Regions from separate parts of the Mus musculus genome. Here region 2 is linked to region 1. Evidence: chromatin loops called from intact Hi-C (ENCODE). Cell type or tissue: heart. All regions are shown on one strand. Links, peaks and the distances in the headings refer to the core of each region. The heading gives the core; the rest is flanking DNA. Region 1 holds the start of Slc7a8 (solute carrier family 7 (cationic amino acid transporter, y+ system), member 8). Region 2 overlaps Slc7a8 (solute carrier family 7 (cationic amino acid transporter, y+ system), member 8).

What was found. A loop is a pair of places that touch in the nucleus more often than their neighbours do. Peaks named below come from ENCODE experiments on the same cell type or tissue, not always from the same donor. Only the 100,000 strongest peaks of a DNase experiment are listed, where the experiment ranks them.
Region 2: a loop joins it to region 1, with 2.1 times the contacts of the local background. A loop is called at or near these places in 9 of 42 quality-filtered maps.

The regions. Positions count from the first base shown.
Region 1 is chr14:54,777,636-54,785,968 of GRCm38, reverse strand. It overlaps Slc7a8 (solute carrier family 7 (cationic amino acid transporter, y+ system), member 8), which reads left to right and starts at 4,083. Exons shown (of 11, transcript NM_016972.2): 1 at 4,083-4,789. The coding sequence starts at 4,642. It also overlaps a transcript of Rnf212b not described here. In heart, for the core only: no CTCF peak of the experiment used is centred there; DNase peaks (open chromatin) are centred at 4,028 and 4,758; H3K4me3 peaks cover 1,707 bases; H3K27ac peaks cover 1,279 bases; H3K27me3 peaks cover 940 bases.
Region 2 is chr14:54,728,289-54,736,621 of GRCm38, reverse strand. Slc7a8 (solute carrier family 7 (cationic amino acid transporter, y+ system), member 8) reads left to right here. Exons shown (of 11, transcript NM_016972.2): 5 at 745-898; 6 at 1,445-1,568; 7 at 3,339-3,442; 8 at 7,193-7,289. Among named protein-coding and RNA genes, the nearest start is that of Cebpe, 20 kb to the right of the region's middle. In heart, for the core only: no CTCF peak of the experiment used is centred there; no DNase peak of the experiment used is centred there; H3K27me3 peaks cover 354 bases.

The DNA.
Region 1 (8,333 bases), core at 56-8,055:
CAGACGGGTTTTGATGTGTATCCCAGGCTTGATTTAACACATTAAGTAGCCTAAGCTGCCTCGAGATCCCCCAGACTTAGTACTGAGTATCTCTAGTACTTAGTACTTAGTATCTCTAGTACTGAGATACCCATGTTCCACCATACCTAGTCATAGCTTTAGTTTTACTTATTTACATAACCATGTACGTATTTTGAGAAAGTTTCACACTATACCCCAGATTGTCCTGAACTGACATCAATGCTTTGGTTTCAGCCTCCTGTGTGTTGGGATTATAGACCTGAGCTTTCATGCCCAGTCTGTGGGCTTAGCTTTGAAGAAAGGTTCTTTCTGGCTTTGGACAACCCTGTATAAGAAGAGCGCACAGCAAGGGCTGTGAAATGGCTCAAAGGGGGCAGTCAGGCCCTCATTAGTGACCTGACTTCACAGCTCCCTCACAAAGACCAAGAATAAAGTGCAGTTAGGTCCCGAAACAAAGCAAGCCAGGAATAGAGTGGCTTGGTTGCATGCGCTGTTCTTTTGTGCTAACACGTTTTATCAGCCCTTTCTCAAGGGGACAACCAGCAGGCCCACTATTGCAGTGGTGTGCCCCCACCCCTGCCCACTCCTTTTTGACAAAGGAGTCAGTAGGTGTCAGCCACACACAACCTTTCTCTAAGATCATGAGTATTTGCAAGGAAATGACCCTTCCAGCAAACATCTTTCCTTGTTAAAGGGACCAATTTCTTATTTTCAACAAGCAAAATTATGAAACCAGTCTCCAAGTTACTGGAAATAGGACTGTACTAAAAGTAAGTGCTTTGAGAAATATCCAAAAGAGAGGTGTGTATAAATGCAGTGGTAAATGTCAGGAGGCTAGGTTAAGGCCCACGAGTTTCACTGGACAGATTAGAAGTGCCAACATCAAAAATGTCTTAAACCTTTTTCTTTTTTCTTTTTTTTTTTTTCTGTTTTTTTTGTTTTGTTTTGTTTTGGTTTTGTTTTTTTTTTTTTGTTTTTTTTGGTTTTTTTGTTTTTTTTGTTTTTCGAGACAGGGTTTCTCTGTATAGTCCTGGCTGTCCTGGAACTCACTTTGTAGACCAGGCTGGCCTCAAACTCAGAAATCCACCTGTCTCTGCCTCCCAAGTGCTGGGATTAAAGGCATGCGTGTTTTAAGTTAAAAAAAAGTTACAACATTAACTCAAAACACACCAGGCCCTGAGGCTAAATGATCCTGAGGCTAGCCTGGGCTACAGAATGTGACCCATTTCAAATCACCAGCAACAAACAGAAGACCTTGATCATGGTTTCTCTTGGTTTCTCTCCCGGTGAAAGAGGTTATTGACAAGTAGTTACAGTGTCTTGAGAAAGCTTGGTGTGAACCAGTAACAACCTGCTTTGCCCAGGACCAAATCCAGTGTTTGACCTCTAGGAAGACACTTCTTTAAGTCTTAGCCTAATATTTTAAAATACTGAAAATACAAGCTATGGGGAGGGGTTAGCTCAGTGGACGAGCCATGACTGTCAAGGCTCTACATTTCAAATCAGCAACTTAAAAATAAAAAATAAATATTCAAGAATAACTGGGTCTACCTGGGCTTGGTGGCACATTCCCTTAACCCCAGCAGAGCTCTGTGAGTATCTGGCTAACTTGGTCTACATGACCAGTCCCAGGCCAGCCAGGGTTACTTAGGGAGACCCTGTCTAAAACAAACACAAACACAACAAAAATTGGCTTTGTTAGCCAGACTTGGGGCTGTGCACCTTGAATCTCAGCACTTGGGAGGCAGAGGTGGGCAGATCACTCTGAGTTCAAGGCCAGCCTTATCTATATAGTGAGGTGAAGGCCAGACCCTGGCTCAAAACTGATGGAGAGGGGGAAATGAGACATTGTTCAGGAAAGTTGTACAGCAGTGTTTAAACTCAAAAAGGAAAGTTAGAACACAAAGATGGATGAGGACCAGATCTGCGAATTGAGTAACCAAAATATAAGGAATGTCCATTAATTTTTTTCACAAATTTTTCTCGACGAATTACACTGAGACATCTTTCTTTCTTGTGACCAATACTAGCTGTATGGATTTTTGAGGCACGCAGCATTTATGCCATGATAACGTCACCAGCCTAGAGACATAGTAAGAATGAAAGGCCCCTGTGAAGAGGGAGATCCATTTTCTAGATTTCATATCTCACCATCAATAAGCAGCTGCAAACCACTCATAAATCCCAAATACTAAAGAAACAAAAATATCAGTTTTTAACAAGCCTCCCTTTCCCGTTCGGTGCCACACTGAACCCACCCACCCCCAAATCTGTTTGGTTCGAGATTTATAGAACTTGTAATTGTCTTTATTTTCCAACTTCTCAGATCTGGAGGCTTGCACATTACTCTGTGTTTGCACACCTTTCTGGAGAGATTCCCAAATCCATCACACACTAAGCCTGCGCCATCTAAATGGAAACGACAAAGTATCACTGAAAGAACTCACATTTGAGAAGCAGAAAGGTTTTATCCCTTGATGTTGCGATCTGGGCAGAAGTCTTCAAATTGGATTTGCTTAATAATGAAACCATCAAATGTCCCCGTGTGCTTCCTAAGCTTGTTTAAAAAAAGACCAGAGACAATTCACTTTCCTCCATGTCCCCTCACTTCCTCCCTGGGAGTCTTGTGCTATCTAGCCCAACCTTGTCTGTTTTCTCTGTTGAAAATGATTTACACGATCCCCCACTCTCTTCTCTTTTTGCTGAGGCTTTCAATCTGCTGTATCTTAGAGCAGCAAAAGGAGAAGGAGTTGAGATCTCAACCTTTGAAACCTCTTGATACTTGCTGAGTAGGGTGAGCAAGGGGCAGGCGGGAAGGGAGACCGTTCATTGTCTGGACTTTACCCTATCCGGAAGAGCCGTTCTAGATAGCTTAGCCAACCCCATTCCTAAAGGGCTTAACTTTTTTATTTTCTTGAAAAGTCCAAGTTTTTTAGTGTTTTTCTTAAAAAAATGAGTGAAGCCAAATTTGCGTAATTAGTGGTCAGATTGGGGAATTTAGTTTGTCTTATTGAGACAGAATTTCACTTTGGACCTCTGGCTAGCCTTAAACTCAAGGAGATCTGCCTGCCTCTGCATCCCAAGTGCTCGGATTAAAGATGTGTGTGCCACCAGGCCCTTTGGAATTTTATTTTTTAGACTCATTTTAAAATCAAATCATTTTGTATAGACTATGTAAAAAAAAACTTTAGTTTTTCAGCATGGTCTATAATATTGTTTCATGGTTGTTTTGTTGTTGTTGTTTTCTTCAAAGCACTTTACAGTTAGAAATAGACACAGTTCTTGAGGTGGAGCAACTGTTTTGAATTACATTCTTCAAGGAAATGGGGGTGCAATGTTAATATTCTTAACCATTACCATTCTTAGCATCAACACGTCTGTTTCATGATCGGTGAGGGGCTCACGACCTCCTGTCTGAAGTTCAAATAATTTGTGATAAAATATTAGGGGTCATGGGGCAGGCCAGAATCCTCCTTATCCTGCTTCGGAAAAACGTTGCAACTACCCCATATTCTTCATAATTTTATTTAGCTTTCATGACAGTCCCTAAAAGAAACTCTTCAGCTTAAAGTTCTTCCACATTGCCCCCCCCCACACACACCAAAACCACCCCCTATTTCATGAAACAGCTTGATGGCAATATCTCTGCAGCTTTCTCGACCTTGTCCTCAAATGATCCACACCTAAACATCTTAGTACACTGGCCAGTGTGTTTCTGAAGGCATTAGAAGCCCGCAGAACCGTGTGCCCTTATAGAGTTCACAAATGCTGTGCGACCTGAGATGAAGCCTTGGCTAGTGACTTCCCCCTGCGGCCCACCCTTCCCTTGCTCCCACTATGAAAAGAAAAGAAAATGTTTTAAGCCCCTTCCTCCGTGATCTTTGGGGGTAGGGGGTACTAATAATTAAATAGAAGAAGAGGGAGGAGATGCGGCTTAAGGATGGAGGAGGTGGGGGGCGGAGCCTCGGTCCGCAAATAAACGCCGCAGCCGAAAGGGAAGCACATTCGCGAGCGCAGCAGCCACCCTGCCCTCACAGATGGAGCGATCTGCGGAGTGAGCACGGAGCTCGGAGCCGACAAGGGCGAGAAGGAAGGGGCGACCGCAGCAGGTGGAAACCTGATCCAGAGCCGGCGAGCAAGAAAGTACCTGAGCACGGCTCCTCCTCCGCTCCCTCAGCTAAGAAGAACTACTTTTACCCTCATCGTAGAAGAGACTTAAGGGAAGGTGGAGGCGATCTGTTTCATTAGGAGGGCTGCAGGGAAATCCTGACCAGAGCAAGCCGCCGCCCGGTACACCGAGCAGAGCGATCCTGGGCTTCTGAAGATAAACGCTTTCCGGAGAATTCCAGCTGGAGTCGCTGGTACAGTTCTATTTTTGTATTTATATATATATATATTCTTTGCCTTCCATTTAAAAACACGGCCCTTGTTTGTTAGGCAGTGACACGTGTGACTCTCATTTGCTGTCACTTTTAGAGGGTAGGAGCGCACTCTGTTTTCGGAAAAGGGCGTTCTAATTGGAAACTCTGTTTTTCCACATATCTATACGTTTACACGCACGAGCGTTTAGAAAAAGACTGCTCTTTTTCGCTTTGGGTGGTCGGAACCCTACGGAGAAAGATGGAAAAGGGAGCCCGCCAGCGAAACAACACCGCGAAGAACCACCCGGGTTCTGACACCAGCCCTGAGGCCGAGGCTAGCTCGGGAGGGGGCGGAGTAGCCCTGAAGAAAGAGATCGGATTGGTCAGCGCCTGTGGTATCATTGTAGGTGAGTCCAGGTCCTTTGCGGCCCCCGGCGCCATCCCACCCTCTCTCCGGGGGTCCTTCGAGGGACTTTAACCCCGCCAAAGCCTCAAAGGCAGCTTTGCTTTGTCTGTGACTTGTGTTGTCCAACTGCACCGGTCAAGTCGGAGCTATGGAAGTGATGTCTGTCATACATCGCTTCAGCCAAGCCAGGCTGAGCTGTTCTCTCCTTAGAATAGAACAAACAAGAGTCAGGAACCATACAGGCTCTGCGTCCCAAGTATTGCCTGGGAATTTATTAGAAGTGTAACAAATTCTTTCCGGCTTGTCACTAGGCAGTTCTGATCCAGGAGAGCCTAATTCGGGCTGACACATGGATTTTTAACTAGCTTCTGTGCAGCCACCCTCTGCAGGCTGTGAATCTGTGTTTGAAGCATATTTAGTATTATGTTGTCTTATGTTATGAAGCACTGTGGTGTGTAATGCCTCGAATAGTAAAAAAACAGTAATAAAAATGCTTTATAATCATGGTTCTTCATAGGCTGGCCCATCCTATGAAGCACTTGTGAAACAGATGTGACAGCCGAGCTGTCTCAGATGAGGAAAATATGGAAGGGAGAACCAGCTGACTTGACTGTGTTCTTGAAATGGAGTTTTCCAGGTTTTTTTGTTTTTGTTTTTTTGTTTTTTGTTTTTTTCTGGTTACCTAGTTGGGGGCGCCTGTCTGTTAACACCCACAGAAGACCCTGTGAGGTTCTTAGCGGGAACTGGGAGGTGGTAGATTGTGGGGTACAGGAGGAATTCATGGGTGAAATGTGTGCTCTGGCTTGGAAGCTCTTTAGGAGAGGAGCTGGGTGATCCAGAGAGAACCAGTATAGGTCTCGCTTCCCAAGAGCACATGTGCAAGGCTCGGGCTTCCAGAGACAACTCCCTTGCCTACGTAGGACACTCTTGTCTTTGCAAGGAAGCCCTGCAAATGGGTGCTGGGCTGTGGCTCATCACTGCCCTCTCTCCCAAAGGGGGCTTTGGTCTGCTATCTTTGGTGGAGGGCTTTGTCCCAGGGAAAGTACGACAAGACTCTCAGTCTCAGACGCGTCTCCGTGTTCTCTCTCTCCGGAGTTCCTTGGTGAAGGTATACTGTTTCTTGCTGCCCATAAACTAGTTTCTGTTGGTGTAACAGTGTTCCGTGAACAGCTCAGGGACATTTGGCACCAGAGAAAGAGTGACACTGGAGAACATCCTTGAAGTCAAATAAAATCAGTACAGCATTCAGATAATCCTCTTCACCTCTCCACCCCGACTTCAGTGACCATGTTCTTTCCAACCCCTTTTCAAAATGGAATGTTATCTAATTACTCCAAATCCTTACAGTTATAAAGAAACAATGCTCTGAGGGAACAGATCTACAAAACAGCCGTCATGATCTGAAGCTCGCATTATCTGGTCTTATCATATTTTTTAATTCAACACAACCTGTAGAACACATGCCAATTTAAGATCTATAAATAAACCAGAGCCTGTTATGTCTTTCATCAATTTGACTGATAGAGTTAGCATCCACCCACCCTACCTTGAAGAAGTATCTGATTCATACACAGATGTGCACACGCGTGCACACACACACAAACATACTCACATACATATACATACATATACTCACACACATATACAAACTCATACATATGTATATAGACACATACACACATACTCATACACATACATACTCATACATACATACACACACACTCACAATACACACATACACACATATACACACACACTCTTACACACATACTCATATACACACTCACACATACACACACTCACACATACACACACTCATACATACACACACACTCAACCCTTTTTCTTCCAGACTCTGCTTTGCTCGCCCATTCCCCAATACATGTAGATTTTCATGGATAGAGGATATTCTCCTATATACTAAAGGTTTTTTTTTTTTTAAATATCCATTCCATGTCTTTGAAGAAATGGGGATGTTCAGGTACAAATACGGTTCCAGGGTAAGTGTCACTACTGATCTGTCCACAGCCTCCTGGGCTGCACTTCAGTGAGAGAAAAAGCTCCTCATGGTGACATCAGAGTGAGAATGACAAATCTGGCTGGATACTCTGGGTGGTTTTAGGGAAATCACGATATTTTTCCAGAGTGTTAGAATCATGTTACATTCACTTCAGCTGAGATGAGAAAGAACTTTCTTCTTAAAGATTACACGGAGAAAATCTTTTCTACCTTCCCTCATGCATGACCATTAAGATGCCAAAGTGAAGAGACGGTGCCACACCCTCTTCTGGGGGATTTCTAAGTGGGTGATGACAAGACCAAGTGCAAACATCTATGCTGAGCCCAGTGACCTGGCCCTCTGTATTAACACTGTAGGATAAAGGAAAATAAAGTCATTTGAAAAGACACAGGAAGGGCTGGGGAAATGGCTCAGTGGTTAAGAGCACTTGTTCTTCTTCCAGAGGACCCAGGTTCAGTTCCCAGCACTCTCTGGTGGCTTATAACTGTCTATAACTCTAGTTGCAGGACATCTGACACCGGTTTCTGACCTGCCCTACAGGCATCATGAATGTAGGCAAAACTAATACACATAAAAATAAATAAACCTTAAAAAGCTCAAAAAAAAGTATATAATACCCTTTCAGAGGACTCAAGTTTTTCCCCCTGCACCCTCCCTGGGCCTCTCACAACCACCTCTGACCCCAGTTCCAAGGGATTCAACATCCTCCTCTGACATCCAAGGGCACCAGGCATGCATGTAGTGGACATACATTAACCATGCAGTCATCCACATAAAATAAGTCTTTTTCAGAAATGAGACAACTAATTTAAGTGAATCAGATTCTGCATGGGAAAGTAGCATTTGCCCCTGATCTATGTGTTTCATGCCCTGCTGGTTTAAAAGAATAAATTAAAATATGTTTCATAGAAGCTCATAAAAGTTTATCCACAGCCATCGTAGAATGTAAGCTGGACCGATGAACTCACGCTCTGAAGTTATCTATGGTTGGATCAGGATGCTGAGATCCATGTGTATCAAACTGGGACCACTGACTATTAACAGTGTGGTTTGGCTGGCAGCAGCTGGGGTCAAGATAAGGGAACAGTGGGAGGCACGAGAAGAAAAAGGATGTCAGCAACAACCAGTTTTAAGCTGCCTTTTAGAGGATGTGGGGGAAGATGGAGTAGTGAAGATAATTCTTAGAGATCTTGATAATTATTAAAAATGTTGACACAGTTGTTGTTTCCCTGAGCAACAATTTTGACTTGGAGGTGCAGCTTGACTGTAGGCCGTATGCTTAGTGTGTTCCCAGACACTGGAGTCAGTTGGAAGAAGGACAGAAGGGAGGGAGGGAGACAGATTTCATGTGACGGATTAGCCTGTGATCTCAGTACTGGGGAAGTTGAGGAAGGATCATCGAGTGTTTGAGGCGCAGCTACAAAGTGAAGGCCAGAGCACAAGGGAGGGGAGGAGAAAACAGCTCTGTCCTACACATCCCTGAGTCCCCAGTGCAGCAGAGTGCCCAGTAGGGAACTGTCACTCC
Region 2 (8,333 bases), core at 323-8,322, 50 kb after region 1:
AACAAAAAGACGTTTATTCTATTGCGTATGTATCATATATATTTTATATTTTATATGTATAAGTGCTTTGCCTGCACATACATGTGAGCCATGTGCATGCCTAGTGCCCATAAAGCCAGTAGAGAACACTGGATCACCTGGTTGTGAGCCACCCACCATATGGGTGCTGAGAATAGAGACCCTGGATGCTCTGCAGGTACCGCAAGTGCTCTGAACTCCAGCATCTCTCCAGCCCAACCCCCAGCATCTTTTTTTACCAAAGGATCCAGAAGAAAACCAAATATCCCTTAGGAAGTGATGGGCTATGGGCAAAGTAAACAAAATAGACTTGAACTGACAGAATGCTCTAGGTCTGTGAGAACTTGAATGTTGGTTGCTCTTGATGCTTTCTTCACAAAACACAAATAATATATCAAGAAAAGTAGTCCAGAGACTGCCATTGACACTAGCTTTGCCATTTACATGAACTTTCCTTCTAAACAATGTTGTTGCCCTTTTGAAAAGGATGTTCTGAGCTGTGCTTTGAGCCTGAGCCCCTGTTTAGCCTCCTGGTTCTGAGGTTCCAGGTTCCGGGAGGTCCTGGTCCTGGATTTCATCTTACTGGCCTTCTCTCACACAGAAGGTTCACAGACAAGGAGCTAGCATATCACCGCAGAGGATGTCCAGACAATGCATGGGGTGGCCATTGGGCTACTGGGCCTGGGCTCGTCTCTCTGAGAAGCCTCCTACCTGTTGTGTCCACAGGAGAATTCTTCTGGCTGGAGCCAAAGAATGCATTTGAGAATTTCCAAGAACCTGACATCGGCCTCGTTGCTCTGGCATTCCTCCAGGGCTCCTTTGCCTATGGTGGCTGGAACTTCCTTAATTATGTGACTGAGGAACTTGTGGATCCTTACAAGTGAGTCAAACGAGGTTAGCTCTTCTGTTCACCCTTAGGCCGCACAGGACCCACCTCCGGAAAAAGGAAACACAGACTCACTTCTTGCCCTTCTCCAGGGACATGTCCTGGTCTACCGTGAAGCCACAGTTGATGTCCCAGGAATTTGAACCATTTGCCATCCACCCTGTTAAGAGAAGGGGAAGGATCCTCTGACTGTCCCAGGGCAAGTGAACAATCAAGAGCTGTTCACAGAGCTGCGACAGAGAAGGAACTATCCTGGGTTGTCTCGGCATTTTATCTGTTTGGAGCCAGGCCCAGCTTTATATCTTAAGACAGTAGAAAGGGTGCAGGGTCCAAATCTGAGTCAGGAGGTGATAATCAGGTGAAACATATTTCTAGACCTAAACTGTTCCATTTCCTCTAAAGAATCCTGCCCCACCTGAGTCAGAACCTACCTCCCAAATAGAGGAACAGCCAAGAGACAGCAGGTCGAGGCTCCTGGAGTTTCCCAGCAGAACATGTCCCCTGGTAAAGGCTTCCCTCTGACCTCCTCTCCCTCTACAGGAACCTTCCTAGAGCCATCTTCATCTCCATCCCACTGGTCACATTTGTGTACGTCTTTGCTAATATTGCATACGTCACTGCAATGTCCCCCCAGGAGCTGCTAGCCTCCAATGCAGTTGCTGTGGTAAGAAATTGCTCAGGGGCCCCAACCAAGAAATGCCAGTGTGGATCTGCCTGTTTAGCCCCATGGAATGGGAAGTCATCCCACCTCCTCAGGCTGAAATCTGCATGCGTCCTCCCTCCACAGGGTATCTTCCAAGTGCCCAGGAGCAAACTAGTGGTGGGGTTAGTTCCAAAATAGCAACCATGGTTGCCTGAGAAGATGCACAGAGTCTATTTAGCCTTTGGTATTGAAATATCTAATGTTTTATGGAACAAGTCCACCGTCTCGTATAAGCTTGCAGATTATGGAAGACAGACTGGTCCACAGGGAAGCATGCACTGTACAAGGCACACGGATTCTCTCTGTTTTTTTCTTTCTCTGGGAACCATGCAAACTCAGGCAAACTGGTTGCTCTCATTGGGGCAAGCTGGGTATTGAAGGGCTAAGGGCATGATTCTGTAGTAAAGTGCAAAGCCCTGTGTTCCATCCACACGCACATATGCACCCGTAGACACCACACACACATGCACATGCACACACATAGACACACCCACACAGGCATACAAATACACATAGATACACACACACACATATATATATATACATGCGCACGTGCGCGCCAGTAAATAGTTCAGAAATCAGAGTGATTTATGCCCTTTGGTCAAAGAGATCACAGAACACCTGCTATCTGAGGGAGGCCCAGGAGTCATGCTGAGCCTTCATTTCGCTTCAGACCCAACACTGTCATGACATGTCTCATCTTTGAAAATAAATATACCCTGCCATGTCCGTGGCCAACTCCTCCTAAAGCCAGCAGCCTCCAGGCCCAACAGGACATCTATTCTAGACACCACCTCCCCAGGCTCGTGCTATAAGCATGACTCAGAGACTCTAGAAAGGACTTATCCCTAAACTATATATACACACTAAAGTGTGTGTGAAGTCTCATCCATAAATTCACAACTGCTTCTTTCTCAGCTAAAGAAATAGCCAGTTGTGCCGGGCTGTGGTATCACATGCCTTTCATCCCAGCACTCAGAAGACAGAGGCAGGCAGATGCAGATCTCTGAGTTTGAGGTCTACAGAGTGAGTTCCAGGACAGCCAGGGCTTCACAGAGAAACCCTGTCTCAAAAGAAAAGGAAAAAACAGCTGGTCCTTATTTTCCTACCATCATAGTCTGCTTCTGTGAATTTAGGAAGTCTGACTAAGGGTCCATTTCTATTTTATACATGGGAAACTAAAGCCCACACATAGCAAACCCAGAACTGAGACAATAGCTCAGTGGCAGAGCACGTGCTTCACACAAGCAGGGCCCTGGGCTTGACCCCAGCACTGAAAAAAATAAAGAAGTAAGCGTGTTTAAGGAGGGGGTAGGAACTGAATCAGACTGCAAGTCTGTGAATCTCCCTGTGCAGCAACATCTGTAGTGTGCACAGGGTTGACTTACAGCTCCTCGCCTCTGCTCCTGACCCCTTCATTCCCCCAGTGTCCAATCTGAGGTCAGCCATAGGTCACTAAGCGCCTCGGTTTCCTCATTCATAAGCAAGGATAAGTGTTAGCTCATCACTGTTGTCACCACCATACATTGCCCCCTCAGCTAGCTAAGCCACAGCGTGTGTTTTTGATGTGTAGCTGTCTCTGTGGCATGGCAGTCTGGGCCGGGGCTCTCAAGATTAGCCAGAGAGAGTCGGCAGGGTAGGTGGGAGACAGGCACCGTGAAAGCGAAGAATAGACTGGAATGGGGGTTTCACCTCTTTGTCTCCACTCATTTCTTGTTTCCCCCCCCCCAGACTTTTGGAGAGAAACTCCTCGGGGTCATGGCCTGGATCATGCCCATTTCTGTTGCCCTGTCCACGTTTGGTGGAGTCAATGGCTCCCTCTTCACCTCCTCCCGGTGAGTGATGGACGGAGGCCCTTCTGGGCCACTTTTCTGTCCACGTTGCTGTGTGTATTTGATGAACTTGTCTGTCTCCACTCCTGAGTGGTGGCTTTGTGGGAGCACGCATGTCAGTGTGGGTGCTAAGGGGGTCTTGCTGCTTTGAGGGTGACCTATGATAGGGGGCGTGCAAGGAAGCTCACCTTGCTTTGGAAGAAACAGAGCTGTGGTAGGCAGCAGGATAGTATCTTGGCTACATTCCTAGAGTCCCCTCTCCCCTTTGTGTGGATGTGGGCTACTATCAGCCAGAAAGAAACCCTACTTTGAAAGAAACCAAGAATTCTTGTGCCTGAAACCTCTAGGTCTGGCCTCTCATGAATGTCTGGAGCCAGACTCTACCTGGGAGAGATCCCTCAGAGTGTCCTGAGAAGGCAGGGCTACTCCTTACTCGAGAGGCAGGTACTGTGGGAGGCCACAGGCTCAAGTAGGGAGGAATACAATGGAAACTTTTGTCAGTGTGAAAGCCAGTAGCCACAACCCCAACTCAGAATTCCTTGGGAAGCCAGAAACATGAGTGGGCCCTGGAGCCTTGCCCCATTTACCCAGGGGTCAGACCCCTCCTTTATGTCCCTTCCTGCCATCTCTGGGTGTATGTGTATGAAAGGGTTACCATTTGTGTGGCCCACAGGGTTTCTGTGCCCTAGAAGCCTGGTCCTATTTAAAAGATGAGTCTTGGCTCAGTTGTCTCCCACGCCACCGGATACATCCCAGAGAAATTCTGGTGAGATGACAGAGACTGCCATGTTCCCAGGATCCAGAGCAGTCAAGAAGGAGTGTGGGTGTCACCTGTGATGGCGGGGAACCCACACTCACCCGTAGCAACCTCGTGTGCGTGTTACACAGGAGCTGTGGCCACGTGGAGGCCCTGGCAGAGGGCGAGCAGTGGAAGAGCCCTGACCCATGAGACTCCCTGAGATCTGTTGGAGGAGAATGGCTGGCCACAGTCGCTTTAGTTTGGGGTTTGTCCCTCAGGCAGGCCACACAGTGGTCTGCATGCATGCAGCGTTAGTCATGTGCATGCAGGAGACGCCAGAGATGTGGCCTCCTCACCCAAGCCACCTCAGCTCACCGACTACTCTCTTCCGTCCTTCCTTTCTTTCATTCTTTTTTTGTCCCCAAGTTTGAGTCGGATGGTTCTTGCTGAGCAAGCTGAGAGTGTATGCATGTGTGCGCACACCTGCGGGTGTGGATGTGTGTGTGTGTGTGTGTGTGTGTGTGTGTGTGTGTGTGTGTGTGTGTGTGTTACATCATATTCTCCATTGTTCCCTAGTTGGGATTGTTTCTTGTGACGTGGGGCTGTTAGACCTGGACAGTTAGTTATACTTGGTGCTGGCTGTACATAGAGAATATGCATGAGAGCCTGACAATGTGCATATGCATGAGAGCCTGACTATGTGCATGGTGAAGCCCACAGAGCCCCCCAGGTTCTATTGCATGAGGCTGTGCTGGCTGGAAAGGACCTTAGCATGAAGAAGAGATGGGCTGCATGTATCTGCACAAAATTAGGGAAGCCGGCCCAAGTAGCTATGATGACACTGCTTATGGGTACTCGGAGTCACAGCCACCTCCTGTACTTCTAGCTGCTGCTGCCACCACATTCCCCCCTACAGACAAAGCATGGAGTGGCAGTTCTCTTAGGCCGGGTGTGGGAGCATACACCTCCCATCTCAGCCCTCAGAAGGCTAGACCAGGAAGGCCAAGACTTCCAGGCCAGCCTGGGCTACAGATAGCAAAAGCCTGTGCACTGTCACACTGTCACCTTCCTCTCATCCATTAGGTGGCTCAGCAGGTAAAGGTGATCTGAGCTTGACCCCAGGAACCCAACTCACATGGTGGCAGAAGGAAACTGGCTCACACAAATTGTCTTTTGACCTTCATGAGTGTGCCACAGATAGCACACACACAAACAAATACGCAAATGAACTTAAGCTTTTTAAAGAAAACAGATTATTAACACTAACATGTAATAACTGCTGGCAGTTACACAATTGTTTTTGTTGGTGGTGGATTTTGGGGAGTTTGTGTTGTTTTGTTTTGTTTGAAAGAGACATAAAGAGAAAAGAGGGAAGGGGTTGCTTTCAGTGTTGCTCTTTCTGTGAGTCTGGGTCTCTCCTTGTCTTCTCCACTATCTCCTTCTCTTCCAAGGGTGTATACTACCCCCATTTCTTAAACTTTTAAAAATCGCTTTTTAATGTGTGTGAATTTGCCTGCATGTATGTCTATGAACCATGTGTGTGCTTGGCACCCACAGAGTGGGAAGAGGGTGTCAGGTCCCCCTCAAACTCGAATTGCAGATGGTTATGAGCCACCATGTGGGTGCTGGGAATCAAACCCAGTTCCTCTGCAAGAGCAACAAGTGCCTTAACCCCTGAGCCAGCCTTCCTGCCCTCTGCCTATTTGTGAGAGGGGGGTCTCATAAGACTGGCCTCAAATGGGAAATCCCCTGCCTCAGGATCTGTGTGCTGGGTTCACGGGCATGTGCCACCTTGCCCAGCTTAGGATCCCTGGTTTACAGTCTGCATTTTTGTTTGATGTCGTATTGTGAGCATGTTCTCACATAATCATTTTCTTCAGAAACATGATTTTGAGGGCTGGAGAGATGGCCCAGATTCAACGCCCAGCACCCACACGGCGGCTCAACCATCTGTAACGAGCTGACTCTGCTGGCCTTCACCAACACTGCTCAACACAGTATGCAGACATGCATTCAGACAAACACCATATGGACACATGAAGTAAAAAGACTTAAAAAAAAAACATGATTTTTTTAACTTCACCATTGTCCATCTTATAGATAAATCCTAATTTCTTTAACCAATATCATAATTTTAAGCATCCAGAACACTTGCAGTTGAGTGCCTGCCAGAGCCTTTTGTGTGTGTGTGTACCTTTCAGCACCTCTCTATTAGGGTTTTTGGTTTTTTTAAGAAGGCTTCTTGGGGCTAGAATGCTTATCTCTATGGGTATAAAGTTTAGGTGTCTTGTACATACAGTCAACTGCACAAATTTCAAGTGTGATTGAGAAGTTGTGATGGTTATGGACACCCAAGAAGCCACCACCCAGAACTTTTCAGTGTCCCTCCAAGGTCCCCACCTGTGTTTTTCCAGCCCATGGCCTCTCTCCGATCTCACAGAAGCAGCTGAGTCCCTGGATATGATAAGAATGCTGTTACAGCAGTGCACAGGTGGCTCGGAGCTGTGTGCCAGGGAATCAATAACCCTTAAGGACAAGAAGTTTCTTACATAAAGGAAAAACACAGCCAGGTAGTGGGATGGGCCATAACACTAGTATTAAGGAAGTAGAGGCAGGAGGAACAGGAATTCAAGGCCCATCTTGGCTACAGAGAAGTTCAGGGCCACGTGGGCTGCATGGGAATGTGTCTCAAAGAACCAAAGACAAAAAATAAGGGCAGAGGGGCTGATCCTGTAGCTTTGTAGACCTGAGCAGGGGGGTGATTCAGAGTGACAGTGCCCTGAGCCAGCTACAATCAGTCTCCACGCCCCCCGGATCTGTGCACCCATCCATTGGCTGCCTCTGGTTTGCCTGTGCCTGCATTTGTGAACGTAGTGCCGGAGAGCGTGCACACAAAGGCAGGTTCCTAGCCTGTGGAGGGGGCTGCTGCGTGGGCCAAAGGATGGCACAGCGATGGTATCCCAGCTTAGTGGTGCACAGGCTATCCCAGGCTGACCGACTTTTCTCCTTGCCAGGCTGTTCTTTGCTGGAGCCAGAGAAGGCCACCTTCCCAGTGTGTTGGCCATGATCCACGTGAAGCGCTGCACTCCAATCCCAGCCCTGCTCTTCACAGTAAGGAGCCCCCTGCCCCACCCCCTCCCCCTGCTGCTGCCAGCCTTGCACAGGTCCTCCCTTCGCTTTGAGCGTGGTCTTCTTTGGGAGTCACACTATCTGCACATATCTGTCACCCTTCTCATCTAGTTCTGCATTTCACTAGGCCCTAGCTAAGGTGGCGGATGTGGCCACTGGCTTTATGAATGCCAAGGGATATAATTAGGAAAGATCCTGAGTCTAAAACACCTACAACTCTCAGACTGACTCATTTTTCTCCTCCTATTCTGTTGGCTCAGACTGAAAAGACTTGAAATGCCAAAACCTCACAAAATCCTGTCTCTGCTCCTGGGCTTACTGGCACCTGCTACCACAGGCCACAGCTCTGAGCCTCTGCCAGTCCCTGCCCAGCTCACCCTTCCCTCCAACCCCACCAACTTCCTGCCTAGGGTCCTCTGTCAGCCTCTTGGAAAATGCCATCAAAATAAATCTAGGTCAGGGTACACCTGATAAGAAACACAGGCAGAGGAAAACTCATAAACTGGGGAGTGGAGAAGAGGCAGCTTTGAACAGGGAAGAAATGGGGTTTCTAACGAAAAGCAGAATCTTTGAGAACAGTGGTTCTCAGCCTGTGGGTTGTGACTCCCACAGGGGTGGCATATCAGATATCCTGAATACCAGATATTTGCATTACTATCCTTAATAGTAGCAAATTACACTTATGAAGTGGCAACAAATGATTTTTAATAATTTATTTATTTTTATTTCATGGCGTTTTGCCTGCATGTATGCCAATGGGAGGATGTGAGGGCCCCTGGGACCGGAGTTACAGACAGTTGTGAGCTGCCATGTAGGTGCTGTGAATTGAACTTGTTGGGTCCTCTGGAAGAGCAGTCTTAACTGCTGAACCATCTCTACAGACGACAACAAAATAATCTTAATGTTCGGGATCACCACAGCTTGAAGAACTGTAGTAAAGGGTGGCAGCATTGGGAAGGTTGCGAACCCACTGACTTAGAGAGTCAAAAGAAGGAACAAAGACTTGTCCTCATTCATTTTTTTGAA